Linked DNA regions of Homo sapiens: region 1 is linked to region 2. A link is an interaction called in ENCODE POLR2A ChIA-PET data of the cell type or tissue named here. Cell type or tissue: OCI-LY7. All regions are shown on one strand. Links, peaks and the distances in the headings refer to the core of each region. The heading gives the core; the rest is flanking DNA. Region 1 overlaps LINC01206 (long intergenic non-protein coding RNA 1206). Region 2 has its middle 92 kb from the start of LINC01994.

Region 1 (7,156 bases), core at 1,904-4,403, 410 kb after region 2:
GGTTGGTTTTCTTTGGTTTGTGTTTTACATCCACTTAGTTTTATAACTCAGTAGAGCCTGCAAACAGACAACATTCTTTTTCATAAGATGAACTACGTCTGTATTTTCTCTGTACAGAAATAAATGTAATAAGCCAGGTCAGTGGTGATTAATTTCCAGAACAAAGGATTTACCAGGTGGAAAGCCAGAGGGTAGGCAGTATAAGACTTACAGGGACAGAACCCTTTGGAAGGCAGAATTCTATTCAAATTCAATTAAAACTATGCTCTCAATCCAAAGGTAAATGATTCTGCTTAAAGTTTTTTGTGCCTACTATTTCCCTAGGGCAAGAGCCCTGTAAGCAGATACCTTTAATTGTGCCAGCTCCTTTTGTATTTTTCACAATTAGCCTATCTCCAATTATATAAACACATACACGATTACAGTCTTTGGTTATGGAAGGTATTTACAGGAAAATAAAGGTAACTTTAACTTTGAGAGTTGGTTTTAGGACAAACAAGATTAAAGCTTATATGGATATACAAAATAATAGACTAATGCTATTGTCTGCTTCCCTTAAATTATTTTATTAGACGGAACATATTAATTATAATGAAAGCAAACTTGGACTCTGGGTTTCTAAAGAAAATTCCTTTGTAGCATCACAGCAGGATTTCCTACCATTTTTCTCTTTCTGATGAAATTAACTTCCCATAGTTGGTCAGCAGGATAATCTAATTTTAGCCAATCAGCTTGGGAGCTGCTGTTGACCTCACAAAGGGAGAGAAAGGTATCTGCAGTCATAGCAACCACTCGCTCAGCTCCGATCATCTCTCTGGACCCTTCCGCCTAATGACAGACACCCGCTTGCTTCTTAGATGATTAATCTTTTCCCCTGTGAACCTCCTTGAATACATTAGCCAAACAAGTCTGATAAATTTGTTTATCCCAAGACAATCATTAGAAAATTACCTGCAAAACTAATTCTCACTAGAGCAGTTTGTGAATGGAAAGCCATATGGCAGATAAAAACAGAAATATGCAATAAAATCTCTTGCTGTATGTCACAACAGGTTAGGAAACTTTTTTCCACTTTGAACTTTATCATTTTTTGCTAAATCACAAAAGCATATTAGCCTAAAAGCCATTTTCCATGAGCAAAAGAACATTGATTCTAGTCACTAGTCACTCCTCCAATCAACACTACACGCCTACTATGCGCTAGGGGCTGGGGATGCACCCGCGAATATGAGCTATTGCTGGCTTCCACAATCTCACATTCCAGTGGGAGGAGACAGATGTATAAATAGATAATTACAACATACTATAAGGGCAGTAAAAGAGGCAAAACTGTGGGCTCTGAAAGCATTGGAAAGAAGTGGATAACTGTTTTCCAGAATCAACTAAGATTTTACCGTAGCAACATTCAGATTAGGTAAAATAGCAGGACTTTTCCAAGAGATAGAATATTCTTGGCAAAGAAAATAGCATTGGAGAAGCATGGACTTATGGACAATGGTGATAAACTCCTGGGCAGCAAACTGCAGCAGCTGGGTATTGGCTACATCTTTTTTTCCAAGAAGTTGGACTGAAAAATGTGGATTGTAACGGGGTTGAAGTACCCTATAGGATAGCACATGTTAGGGCCTCAAGAAGACTGAAACAACGGGGATGGACAGGAAGGGCCACTTTGGAAGTTCTGATGTTGAATCAAAAGAATAAAATTGTTGGTGTACCCTTAGTGATGCTCCTCACTTATGGAAAGAAAGAGAAGACAATAAGCACGTGTGTGGCCACACTGCTAATATGGGCCATTTCCATACACAGTCACTAGATCCACCACTAAAGGGTCAGTTCATTGAGTGAGAGACAGGGCTGGGTTTCTGTGTTGTTAGGTGCTCCAAAATGAGAGAAGGTATTTAAAGCAGCTGATGAGACAACTGTAACTAGTTGAGTAGGGTTATTAGTGTGGGCAGAACCTTACTGACACTATAGGCTTTTATAAACCAACACTAGACAAACTTCACCAAAATCAGGGCTTGAGAGCCAGGTGTCTGGACCAGTAGCCAAAGCTGTCTGAGTCCAGGTGGTGATGCTACGAGTGGTAGGACAATTGGGCCCATGTCAGTTCTGCAGCCACGCTGTGATTTCACCAAGGCAGGCTTCAGAAACGCTGACTGGAATGAAAGGTGTCATGTAGGTAAGCCTATCATTGATTAGGTTCTCCAAACCAATTCAGGAGCTTTACCAGGACATGTGCTCTAGGTCTAGACTGCCCAAGCTTGAGAATTTCTACATCTGCGGTTCTGTGCGAGTATTCCAGTCCAGGTTTCTAATTTTCTCATGCCTTGCAAGAAGAATGTTGCCCACCATAAATCTGCTCCACAGAAGCCTCAGAAAGGAGCCAATCATTAGACTGAGGAGTCTCTATTTTCTATATTTGCCAAATTTTTAACGGTGAGCATGTATTAGTTTTGTAATGAAAACATGTTTTTAAGAGATAGAAATTTCAACATAAATTACCTCAAAAGCTGTTCTTCTGTAATAGCAAATACACAAGTTGGACACAATTATCAGAAGCACTTACACAATTATCTGCACTAGGCTGGGCATGGTGGCTCACACCTGTAATCCCAGTGCTATGGGAGGCTAACGCAGGGGGATTGCTCGAGCCCAAGAGGTCAAAACCAGTCTGGGCAACAGAGTGAGACCCTGTCTCAACACCCTTCCATGGCCCCTGCCAAGCAACTGCACTATACCAGGTCCTGTGCAAAGCCCTTCACAGACTTGAGTCATGTAATCCTCACAGCAGCCCCTAGAGAGGGACTCCATTTTACCAAAGAAAAAACAGCATTGGAAATGTACAACTGAAAGAAGGAAAGAAAAGAAAAGGAAGGAAAGAAAAAAAAAAAGAAAAAAGTTTTGTCAAGGTTCCAGATAAAGAGAATATTGCCTGGAAATTAGGTTACTACTAAAGGTTATTTTATTTTTAATTTCCATCCAATGACTATATTCTGAGCACCTGTATGTCAGGCTCTGAACTACAAAAAGAAACAGGTGTTCTGGTGGGGAGGCAGGCACATGGACAACTAAATATAAGATAATGTGATACGTTCCTTTAGAGTGGGCTATGCAAAGTGCAGATATTAGCCCATGTGAACCGTGTCTGAGGAAGCAACAGTTCCACTTCACTGTGTGCCAAGCTTCATGCTTGAGACCTGATAAATAGTACTTCATTTATACTGCATGACAACCTCAAGGGGTGCTATTTTTCTCTGACATTTTATAAATGAGGAAAATCAAGCTAAGAGGTTATAGAGCTTATCCAAAGTCATATAACTATTAAACAATAAATCTAGAATTTGAACCCAGATCTATGTAATTCTAAAGTTTGGGTGCTTTTCACTATGTTGTAAAGGTAGAAAAATACACTCGAGTCTGGGCGCGGTGGCTCACGCCTGTAATCCCAGCACTTTGGGAGGCCGAGGTGGGAGGATCAAGAGGTCAGGAGTTCGAGACCAGCCTGACCAACATGGTGAAACCCTGTCTTTACTAAAAATAACCAAAATTAGCTGGGCCTGGTGGCATGCACCTGTAATCCCAGCTACTTAGGAGGCTGAGGCAGGAGAATCGCTTGAACCCAGGAGGCGGAGGTTGCAGTGAGCTGAGATAGCACCACTGCACTCCAGCCTGGGTGACAGAGCAAGACTGCATCTCAAAAAAAGAAAAGAAAAGAAAGAGAGAGAAAGAAAGAAAGAGAGAAAGAAAGAAAGAAAGAAAGAAAGAAAGAAAGAAAGAAAGAAAGAAAGAAAGAAAGAAAGAAAGAAAAATACAGTCAAAGCCCATTTCACAAGTTTGGGTTTTTTAAGATTGGACAATCTATCTGTATTTAGAAACAAAATCCCATATTCACATAATGAGGGGTCCTTCCTTAATTTCCTTGTCTTCCTCATTCTTTCTCCACACAAGCAGACCAGGAGGCAGCATTTTCCAAAGGACAGGGACACAGGAAGCTGCCTTGTGAAAGAACATGTGTTTCAATTCCAAAGGACATAAGCTACAAGCTTAATATATATATAAATATATATTTTTTACATATTTTTAAATCTCTGCAGACCCTGGAGATTTGCTGGATACACCATTCTCTCCCTCCCACCCCCTTTTTGCAAAGGAGCTCTCCATCAATAATATTAGGTCCTCTGTCTTTCCCCTCTGAAACCCAAATTCAAACTATTGACCCTAATCTTACCTCTGGAAAGGTAATGCAATGTGTTTAAAACTCAGGGAGACAAGAGGCTGTGAGACCTACATGAGAATAAGAAGCCTTCATCGTTTAACCCAGGACTGCCACAAATTCTCAGGAGTATAAGGCTGAAAAAAAAAAGGACCACTTATACAAAATGACCTTTTTCATTTTACTTACATTAAGCAGAGGGAAGTAAGTTTTAGGACAAATCTATCTAGGCAAAATGTCTGAGATTCTCAGTGGGAAATGTGCACCTCTTTCTTTTTGTTCATCCAGACCTTGTTTTCTATGGGAAAAGTCACAAGGCCCCTGGGGCACAGGATACCCCATGAAGATATAGATATTTCAGGAAAGTAGAACCAGCAGAATGAGAATATTTTGGGCCAGGCGCAGTGCCTCATGCCTGTAATCCCAGCACTTTGGGAGGCTGAGGCGCGTGGATCACCTGAGGTCAGAAGTTTGAGACAAGCCTGGCCAACATGCTGAAACCCCATCTCTGCTAAAAATACAAAAATTATCCAGGCGTGGTGGCGCTTGCCTGTAGTCCCAGCTACTCGTGAGGCTGAGGTAAGAAAATCGCTTGAACCCGGGAGGCAGAGGTTGCAGTGAACCAAGATCATACCACTGCACTCCAACCTGGGCAACAGAGTGAGGCCCTGTCTCAAACAACATCACCACCAAAAAAAAAGAAAAAAAAAAAAAAAGAATGAGGATATTTGGTTCCAGGGCAAAGTCCTTCTGAATTAAACAAAGGATCTAACCAGTGGTTGGGAATACCAGAACAGGGTTCAGATGTCCTGGGAAAAGGATTGGCTGACAGCCTTTGGAAAGCTGTTGAGGTCCAGAAAGAACCACCATTTCTAGCAGTGAACTAGAAAGAAAACCAGAGGCCAGGACAGAAACTCAGACAGACCACATTAGTATCTGTAGAACAATCTCCTGTCTCCTGCTCTCCTACTTTCCAAGGTTTCTTCCAAATCATGTTGCACACCATTTACAGAAGAATTATTTCGCTCTCCTGCTCAAGAACTTACTATAGCTCCTTGTTGCCTCCTATTACTGAAGTGATCATACATCCTGATTTGCTCAGTCTGTCTTACACTTATTATCCTTGTGTAATTATTAATGGCATCTCCTATTGCCCTCAATAGTGTTCCATTTCGTTGATTAATCATGTGGTTACCATATCTTCTACTTACTTCAAACTTCTCTGCCCAATTTGCCATTCACTTTTATGCCCAGGAGTTCTCAAATAATTCTGTGCTCATTTAAAGGGATTACACTATATATACCATTATAGGTTGCCCCTGCAAGTTGAGTAGAACTCTTTACTGTCCTGAGCCATAATTCTTAGATATTCTAATAAGTTACATGTTTAGTAAATTACATATTCCAGTAAGCACAAACTCGTTTTTGGAGCTGCAATGTTAAACACAGGTGTAGTGGAATCCTGACTTTGCCACTGACAAGCTGTGTGGCCGTGAGCAAATCATATCTCCTCTCTCAAATGTTAGTTTCCATATCTGTAAGCACAGAGACAATCATAGAACCTAACTCATAGGGTTAGAAATCAGCTTTAGGAAAGAAGATCCAGGTAAAGTGCTTATTACAACCACACTGGCTAATGGTAATGGTTATGACTACCTCCCACCAACATCCCACTCAGCACAATGCTGCCTGATAGACGGCTCCACTACACAATGAGTCCTCACTTGCAGCAATGATATGCTGTATGCATTGATCACAATTTGGAGCCTTATTTGGCAAATGCTGGAGTCTTAGGTAGTGTTCCGCAGAAGCAGAGACTTCGATGGGGATTCTTTTCAAGTGATTTTTTAGGAGTGTTTTCTGGAGAGGGAGCATGAGGGATACAGGAGAGAATATGTGGGGAGGGGAGGAGATATTAAGCAAGATGTGATCTCAGTTTCAGATGACCTTCAGTTTGATCCCATCAGGAAACTCTGGAGCACAAAGTATATTATAATGTTAGCCCTAGTTTTAGCAAGTGGTCTCTATTAGTTTGTGATATCCATGTGGACCTGTTATTTCCCACTATGCCAGACAAACTCATGAAGACTCAGGTGGCTTGTGCATTTAGTATGTGTAAAGCAATGCATTTTTCAAAATCCCAGTTTCTTCATTTCCAAAATGGCAATGGTAATACTTATATTGTAGGTTGTTGTAAGGACTTAGAAATAAGACTCCTAATCCTGACAGCAAATGGGCACATTTTTTCCTCTCATCAGTCACATTTCTCTAAGTGTATTACCCATGGTATCTAGGTTCTTACTTACATGTCTTTGCTCATGATCTTTCTCCTCTCACACTTACCCCCAACCACGACCCCAGAAAACAGTGCCTGAGCACCATGCATAACACACACACAAACACACCCTTCCCCTTAACGTGCACCCACGTATCCTCTACTCCAAGCTTCCCACTTCAAAACCCTGGTCCAAGTCTCACCTCTTCCATCAGCCTAACAGATTTCCTCAAATTGATATTCACCTTGCCTTTCTCTAAAATACTTTTCTACTTAATTCCATAGAGTTTAACATTTAATTGATTCCTAATTGTTTAATATTTGTTTGGTCTCTTCTAACAAGATTTTAAATTTCTACTCCTCTATCCCAACCCTGCCACAGAACTCAGACAAGACCTAGACACCATTTTGCTTAGATTAAAAAGTATTTGTTGATGAGAAGGACAGTGAAATAACTTGGTTGACCATTTCAATTCTCAGATTCTCAAAGCTAGCAAAATCCTCCCCTGTGATCCAGAGGTGCTTGGCTGACAACCTGAACCAATAGTGCATGTAAAATGAATGATAATGGCTTCCCCTGTAATTTAGCTCACAGATGAATCTTAGGTGAGATTTTTCCATTGAGTTCTAACAGTTTCTGAAAATTGGTGCCATAGGAGGTGCAAAGT
Region 2 (7,156 bases), core at 2,540-5,039:
CACTACGGGTGCTTACCTAGTCACAGTGGGTTTTCTTCACCAACATAAAAGAGACTGGGGCAAATAATATCACTAACATAGAAGGGATTGGGCCAAACAATATCATTAAAACATGTTCATGGTTGAGCTTAACATAAGCTAGGCATTGTCTTAAACTCACAGCTTTCCCTTAAGTGCAGTGGTTTCCAAACACTCAGCTAAACCTAATCTGTGACACAGCACTGTGGCTCCCTTCTTTAAGAGATGGTGCTCTATTATTCTTCTTCACTTAGAGTATTGATTACTTAATTAACTGATTGGTTAACTGAGACAGGGTCTCACTCTGTTACCTAGGCTGGAGTGCAATGGCACAATCATGGCTCACTGCAGCCTCAATCTCTCGGGCTCAAGCAATCCTCCTGCCACAGCCTCCCGAGTTGGCACCACAAGTGTGCGACACCATGTCTAACTAATTTTTTTAAATGTTATTTTTTGTAGAGATGGAGTGTTGCTATGTTGCCCAGGCTGGTCTTTAAGCAATCCTCCTGCCTCAGACTCCCAATATGTTGGGATTGCAGACAGATGTGAGCTACCATGTCTGGCTCACTTGATTTTAAAGAAGTTTTGAACAATCCCTTTACGTGGCTTGGAGTACTGCTTGATGGTCCTTCTTTCTTCAGTGAGTTGACACAATTTTGTCATGATCAGGAATGGCAAAGTCACAGAAGCATACTAATGAGAAGACAACAAAAGTTACTCAACAGAAATGGCCCAACTGGCTTGTTTATGTGCCCTCTTGCAACCGCATGATCTTGAAAGCTGAAGCTGGGGGGTGCTTAATAATGTGAACAGAGTTGTTTATCTGCAACAGCTGTTAAGTGTAAAAACATAATAATCATTAGAGGATTCAATGCAATGTAGATTACCTTGCACTGAGAGTTAAGCTTTGATGAGTCATCACTTTTATTGTTGTTTATTTCTTCTAATTTTTCCTACTAGGCTTACCATTTTTAAATTAGTGAGGGAGGTGTTGGAGAGAGGGGTTTTGGCAGGTAGATATCTGCCCCCACCTTGATGGCACAGAGCCAGGGGTGGTGTGGTAGGAGGAGGAAATCCTCATTCTCCATTCCACCACCCATGGTGAGATGTACACTGAGGCTGTTAGCAACAGGGATGGAAAGAGCTCCAGATTTGATTCACTGTGATGCCATTCGAGAAGTTCATGACAGAGAGAGATTGTGAGAAAGGGAGAGAGTTGACATTATATACGTAAATAGTGAATAGTAGAGTGAGCCCTGACAGCCAGACCATAGTCTTTGCCTTCCCCTGTGCTTTGGGCCACAATGAAGAGAACTGGCAGAATGGAACACATTAGAGAGTGAGGCAGAGCTATAGAGTTAAATACACAGCCTTTAAAAAAATTATTAATAAACATTCCATAGGTTGCTTGGCCTTTCTAGGAAATAACTTGAAATATCATTTGATAGTCTGGTCACATGGCATTGAAACCTTTCTGAAGATTTTGTAAAGATTTGAATCTTTCTACAACCTAGATAACCTTGTAAAACCTATTGGAAATACAAATGCACAGAAGACACGATGTCCTTCACATGTATTTTTAGAATGAATGAACCCTCAATCTGGGCTCCTATTTAACATTATTTTAAAGCCAAAACCTGGGTTAGAAAAAATTATATTTTATTCAATATACATTTATATAATTGGGGATAAGAAAATCGAGTTCTATATACCAATGAGCCTTTACTTTGAGTACACCAAGCATTACTAGTTAGCAGATAAAAGCAGAACGGCTTATGCTGGATACATAGTTGTGCTCATGTTGTGATAACCAGAAAGGTGGGGGTGGCTGATGCTTCCACATCTCTACCTCAGAAGTGTGGGCTTCTGAAATAGGTACAAGCACCACATACTGTCTGCATAGTAACGATAAAAGAATGACTGCCAGTGAGCCGAGATCTTGCCACTGCACTCCAGCCTGGGCGACAGAGCGAGACTCCCATCTCCAAAAAAAAAAAAAAAAAAAAGACTGTCGTTGCCATTTGGGGGTTGGGGGGTGCTTTTTTTGGTATTAAAAAGGATTGGCCTTTTGGAATCATTGAAAATAACTGGTAATTTCTCAAGCACCTGCTTACTTGATCATAATCGATAGGGCCAGTGGACTCTGGAGATACCTTTTACAGATCACCATTTATTAAGCATCTCCCAGGTTAGCAGGGTGGTGACATTATGCCAAATATGTTTTATGAAAACATCACTTGTATTGACCTTACAACAAATTTATTATGTACCTTAAACATTTGCATTGCACATTAAATCTTTTCAACTTAATAAATGACTGAGGTAAATAATCAAAATATAAATTCTAATTGCCTGAGAAGACACCGAAAATTTGTTAACTCTTCCAAATGACTCTTTAATCACACAAAAGCCTGTTGACTTGTAGAGGTTGACCTTAACCTATGGTTTTGTCCATGGCTGGTGTTTGGAAAACACACTTCTTTCTTGAAAAGCCATCCTATAATATGTCAATATATTAACATATTATATTTAATGTTCCTGTTAATTATTCTGTAAAGAAAATGGGCAAGGTAAAATTCTGCAACAAGTTGTTTTTGAACTCTGGCCTTATCTGTAATAGTTCCCTTTGTTTCTTGGACCTGTGCTCTCTTTCCAATCTGTGTGCGCTTCCTCTTGTATTCCCCACCTGGGATTTTTTTCTCTTTCCTGCCTGTTTTAATAGCTATTGCTTTCTTAAAAAAACAAGCAAACAAACAAACAAAAAACAAAAACAAACCAGAGGATCGAGGCTTGCTAAACCCAGTGGCTTTTCTTGATTAATTTTAGGAGGCCATCATCACTCCAGTTTTACTCCAATTCTTATAAACATGCTCATGTGTACTTAGTGCACTGTGTGTGTGTGTGTGTGTGCATGTGTGTTTAATTTCAGGTGTGTTGGCTCTATCTTCCAGAAGTGTAGGACAAAAACATGTAGTGAAACAGTTAATAGAGACATAGTTACCCAAAAATATATGGACATTATTCTTGAAAACCACAAGAATGTAGGCTCTATAAAGACAGGAATCTTTGTTTTGTTCACAGATGATCCAGACTTCCTGGAATATAGTAGATGCTCAATAAATAAATGAATATCCAGAGTCCAACAATGTTCCCAATTGTAATTGTTCTCAAGGTTAATCTGCCATCAGATTTTTTTTTGGGACTATAAAAATCATGCACAGCTTTTTGAGAATTAATTTCCCTACTTGTGAAATAGTGATTATGATTGAGTAGGCAGGTGCTTGAGACATTACTTGCTCTTTCTCCAAAACTTTAATGACAAAATCCTTCAAGCTAATACTTTATGCACAGAATTCTCCATTCTAAAATCAAAATGGTCTGGGACAGAGAGTAACTGCTTTTGTTTCTCACCAGCATTAAGATGATCAACAGCTGCTAGCACTGCTGTATATTTTAAGTCACAGTTTGGAAATGAAATCAGTGACTGGCATCACCAATCCTTATTATCCGATGAACTATTGAATGAAACTTGTTTTTTATTCCATAGTAGTGCTTTGGAAAGGAGGACAGGCAAAGATTCATCCTTATGGTTAAACAAAATTGCAAAATTGTCGCCTGTAAAAGACATCTTTTTCTATTAAGAGATGCAAAGGCCTGGAAAGTGGGGAGATGGTATTTGCCTAGCATATGATTCCTCTGGAAATATTTGGATCAGACATGGCTAAGAATTCACACCTGTAAAATTCTTCCTTCCTTCAATCCCTGTAACTAATTTATCATCCTATTGTTGTGTTTGAATTAGCAGAAGTAAACCACAAGGCAACTGCTTGTCAAGAGTGCTATATCCATCTGAGGAGGAAAGTATTAAATTAGACCGGTGACAGGAAAGAATGGGAGCTTCCCATGCAGACCTGGCTGCCTGAAATCTGTAAAAGTTGTCAGTTATTTAGAGGATTCTCAGCAATGACAGGAGAGAGGCAGAGGGGGAAGTATTCAGGTTGCATTTCTGGGCGGAGTTCCTTCTACTCTAAACCTAACACTCTGAGAGCTGAAACTTGGCCCCTTTGCGAGATTAGGCTTCCCAAATTAGCTGTCTTTGGTGACAGCAAAAATACCTGCCTGTCCCCTTAAGCAAGACTCTCCACCTGAATGAGAAACCAGAAGCATGGCCCAAGCCCAGAACAGGTGTTTAACGGGGAAGCTGAAAGGTAGCAGGCTTCCACATGCAGAACGTTTGAGTCCATTGCTGTGGGGATTTGGCTGCATGATAAGCTTTTATTACAGTTAAACAAAATTAAAGGCAGAGTCTATAATACTGGCACAGAAGCTAAAAGGGGCATATTTGCTGGCTCACTTGGGAATCCTAAGTTTTGTTACATTTTTAGAAAGTGGGCATCTTTAATTGCCGTCAAAACCTGTGGTGAGACATAATGTTTATTTGTTTGTCAAGATGTTTCCAAATGTATTGCTGTTATTCTTTTTTTAAAAAACTGTACTTCAGTATAAATTCTATTAGTTGTTCTAAATAATACGTGACATATTGGAGGCAACCTCACATTTATGGACTTATTTTATTCACAAAGTACCTATATGAGGTCGGTAGGCTGAGGAGCATTATGATTACCTATTTTATAGACGAGGAAGTTAAGGCGATATGGAGAAATGATCTTATGTCTCTTTTTCTGAAAGTTTTATTCTGAGAAAACAAGTAACATCCCACTAGAAAAGTACAGATTTTGTCACAAAGACAGATTATAAAATCACAGGAAAGAAGCTGTAATTTTTTTGCCACTTCTTCAACTTAAAGTGGATATCCACAGCATTCATTCTCACTTCCCTCATTGTTTTCCTTTACACTCACTGTACAATCTAAACATACAAATGTATTTGCATGCTGCTCATTCCCTGGTCCCTCTCCCCTTTAAAGTGTTAGCACCATCAGGGCAGGCACAGTGTGGCTTTGCTGCTGTTCCAGTACCCAGTAACCCTGCTTGGCACCTAATAGGTGCTTGAAAACGTCTCTTCAAGGAACAAATGCTTAAAGAGTAAACATAGCAATATATTTATATTTGAAAGTATCAAAAAGTCAGAATATGGAGAAGTTTGGGAAGAATTAGTCCAGGTGGAAAAGAAATAAATCCTCTCCATTTGCTTGAGACAATTACAACTGTATAAACAATTATACATATCTCTCTTTTTTTCTTTTTTGACTTTGCCACTATATGTAAAACAAGGACTAGGAGCAGGGGGTATGCAGGCAATGCTGGCAGTTCTTAAGGAGTTATAAGCAGGAAGATAAGAGCTGTCTTGTGAGGAGTTATTATGTGGGGCCTTACACAGGGGCTTTGAATGTCCTGAAAAGTCCCAAAGTTGTGTACAGGCTTAGGTGAAGAGATTCAAGGTGAATTTAAGGAAACATCCTATCTTAACTCGAGTGTGAAAAGAAGCCTTGGTGGGTTGTAAAGAGTCATTAACAGGAGGTACGTGAGGAACGTGTTCAGTAGAAGACTAACAGGAAGCTTGTAGATTAGGAGTCTGCTCTCAGCTCTTCCCTGGACTGGCAGTGTAGCCTTGGTAAAGTCACTGAGCTACTCTGGGCCATCATTTCAGAGTTTGAATTAGAAAAGAGATTTTCCAGCTCTAAAAATCCATGCTGTTTTTACTCCTCCAAGTCTTGCTCTATGTTCTGTATTCTTTCTAGAAAAAGAGTCCTTATATATTTAATATTTGCACTTCACTGTTTTAATAAAAGTTGTTTTCGTGGGGGAAAAAAAAAAACTATATTTCTTTGTGAACTATACCTGCAGGAAGCCTAGCTGTTTGAACCATGAGGCTCTAAAAAAGGCTCAGGAGTCCACCTGGTGGTTTCTTACCCTAAATGCAAAATAAATGCATAGAAAGAAAGGGCCTTGTAAACCCAGTTAAGTACAGGAGTGATCTAAATCTTGGGCAGATTTTCATAAAATGTCTTGCCTATAGACTCACAATGAATTAGTTTCCTTATCTAAGTCCAGGTCTCTTCTAATTGTCTAATAAGATTGCCCTATATCCCAACATATGGAAAAGAGTTATTGTGCTTTCTGAAACATTTAATTGCTATTAGGGAAACTTTGGTTTGCCTCTTCTCGGGAGAAATAATTCTGGTACTGTGCTTTTCCCCTGCCCGATACTGTATTTTGATGCAACAGGATATTAATGGCTAGCATGAATTAAATCTAGGAAATTGGCCAATGGTCTGGCCAGTGCCACAGGTCAAATAGGCTATAAGTTGAGTCCAACCAAGAGAGGAGGAGAATGACAGAATAATGCACATGTAGGTTGGCCGGGCAGATGGCTACTCTCTTCATTCAAAAGCACTTAATAGCAATTCCTGCATGTACGGAATTCCAGGTCATCATGATCTTTACAGACAACTCTGTGATAACTTATCTGATTGTATCATAATCATTTAAGTCCGTGTTTATCTCCCTTATTAGTCTGGAATCTATAAGGGCAGGGACTGATTTATCTCCACACCCCTTGGCTTGAGCAAGTGCCTGGCACATCAAAGGTGACTCTACATTATTAGACAAACACTCTTGATTATTATTGTAACTATTGCTGTTTTTGTATTTACTATTATTACTTGAATGAAAAAAAGAACCTATCCAAATTACTGGTAAATAATGAATTTTAAATTTCCCCCAAACAATCATTTTAGAGAAAATACTCAGGAAAAAGGGATTTAGTTAGTTGATGAAATATTGTTTGATCTTACTCAAAATACACTTACCTTTATTAAATAACACAACTTGGATTCTATCTTCTATAAAAATACTGATAGAATATTCTCCTTTTCAATTGTGTCAGTGGGGTGATTGACAGATATGTGCTGAGACTGACTTGTGTGTTCAAAAACTAGTGCTTTACAATGTAGTTTCCTGAAATCCAAGATTCGGGAATATTCTGTTATTCTCCCTAGTGGGTAATGCCAGGAACCCTGCTATGTGATCTTACAAGCCTACCAGCTATTTTGAAACCTCACAAATTTATCTATCTCTTCCTGTTGTTCTTTTTTATAGCTTTGTTATATGCATCAAAATTATTTCCAGCACAATGCTAACCTTCTCAGGGATACATATGTTTAAAATAAAAGGGA

What was found. ChIA-PET counts read pairs that join two places held together with the same protein. Peaks named below come from ENCODE experiments on the same cell type or tissue, not always from the same donor. Only the 100,000 strongest peaks of a DNase experiment are listed, where the experiment ranks them.
Region 1: POLR2A ChIA-PET joins it to region 2 with 6 read pairs; 1 of 35 experiments calls an interaction of 5 or more read pairs at or near these places.

The regions. Positions count from the first base shown.
Region 1 is chr3:181,981,564-181,988,719 of GRCh38, reverse strand. The region is part of intron 5 of LINC01206 (long intergenic non-protein coding RNA 1206); the gene reads right to left. Among named protein-coding and RNA genes, the nearest start is that of LINC01206, 33 kb to the right of the region's middle. In OCI-LY7, for the core only: a CTCF peak has its summit at 3,236; a DNase peak (open chromatin) is centred at 3,129.
Region 2 is chr3:182,391,106-182,398,261 of GRCh38, reverse strand. No RefSeq gene overlaps it. Among named protein-coding and RNA genes, the nearest start is that of LINC01994, 92 kb to the left of the region's middle. In OCI-LY7, for the core only: no CTCF peak of the experiment used is centred there; DNase peaks (open chromatin) are centred at 4,091 and 4,921; H3K4me3 peaks cover 1,805 bases; H3K27ac peaks cover 2,448 bases.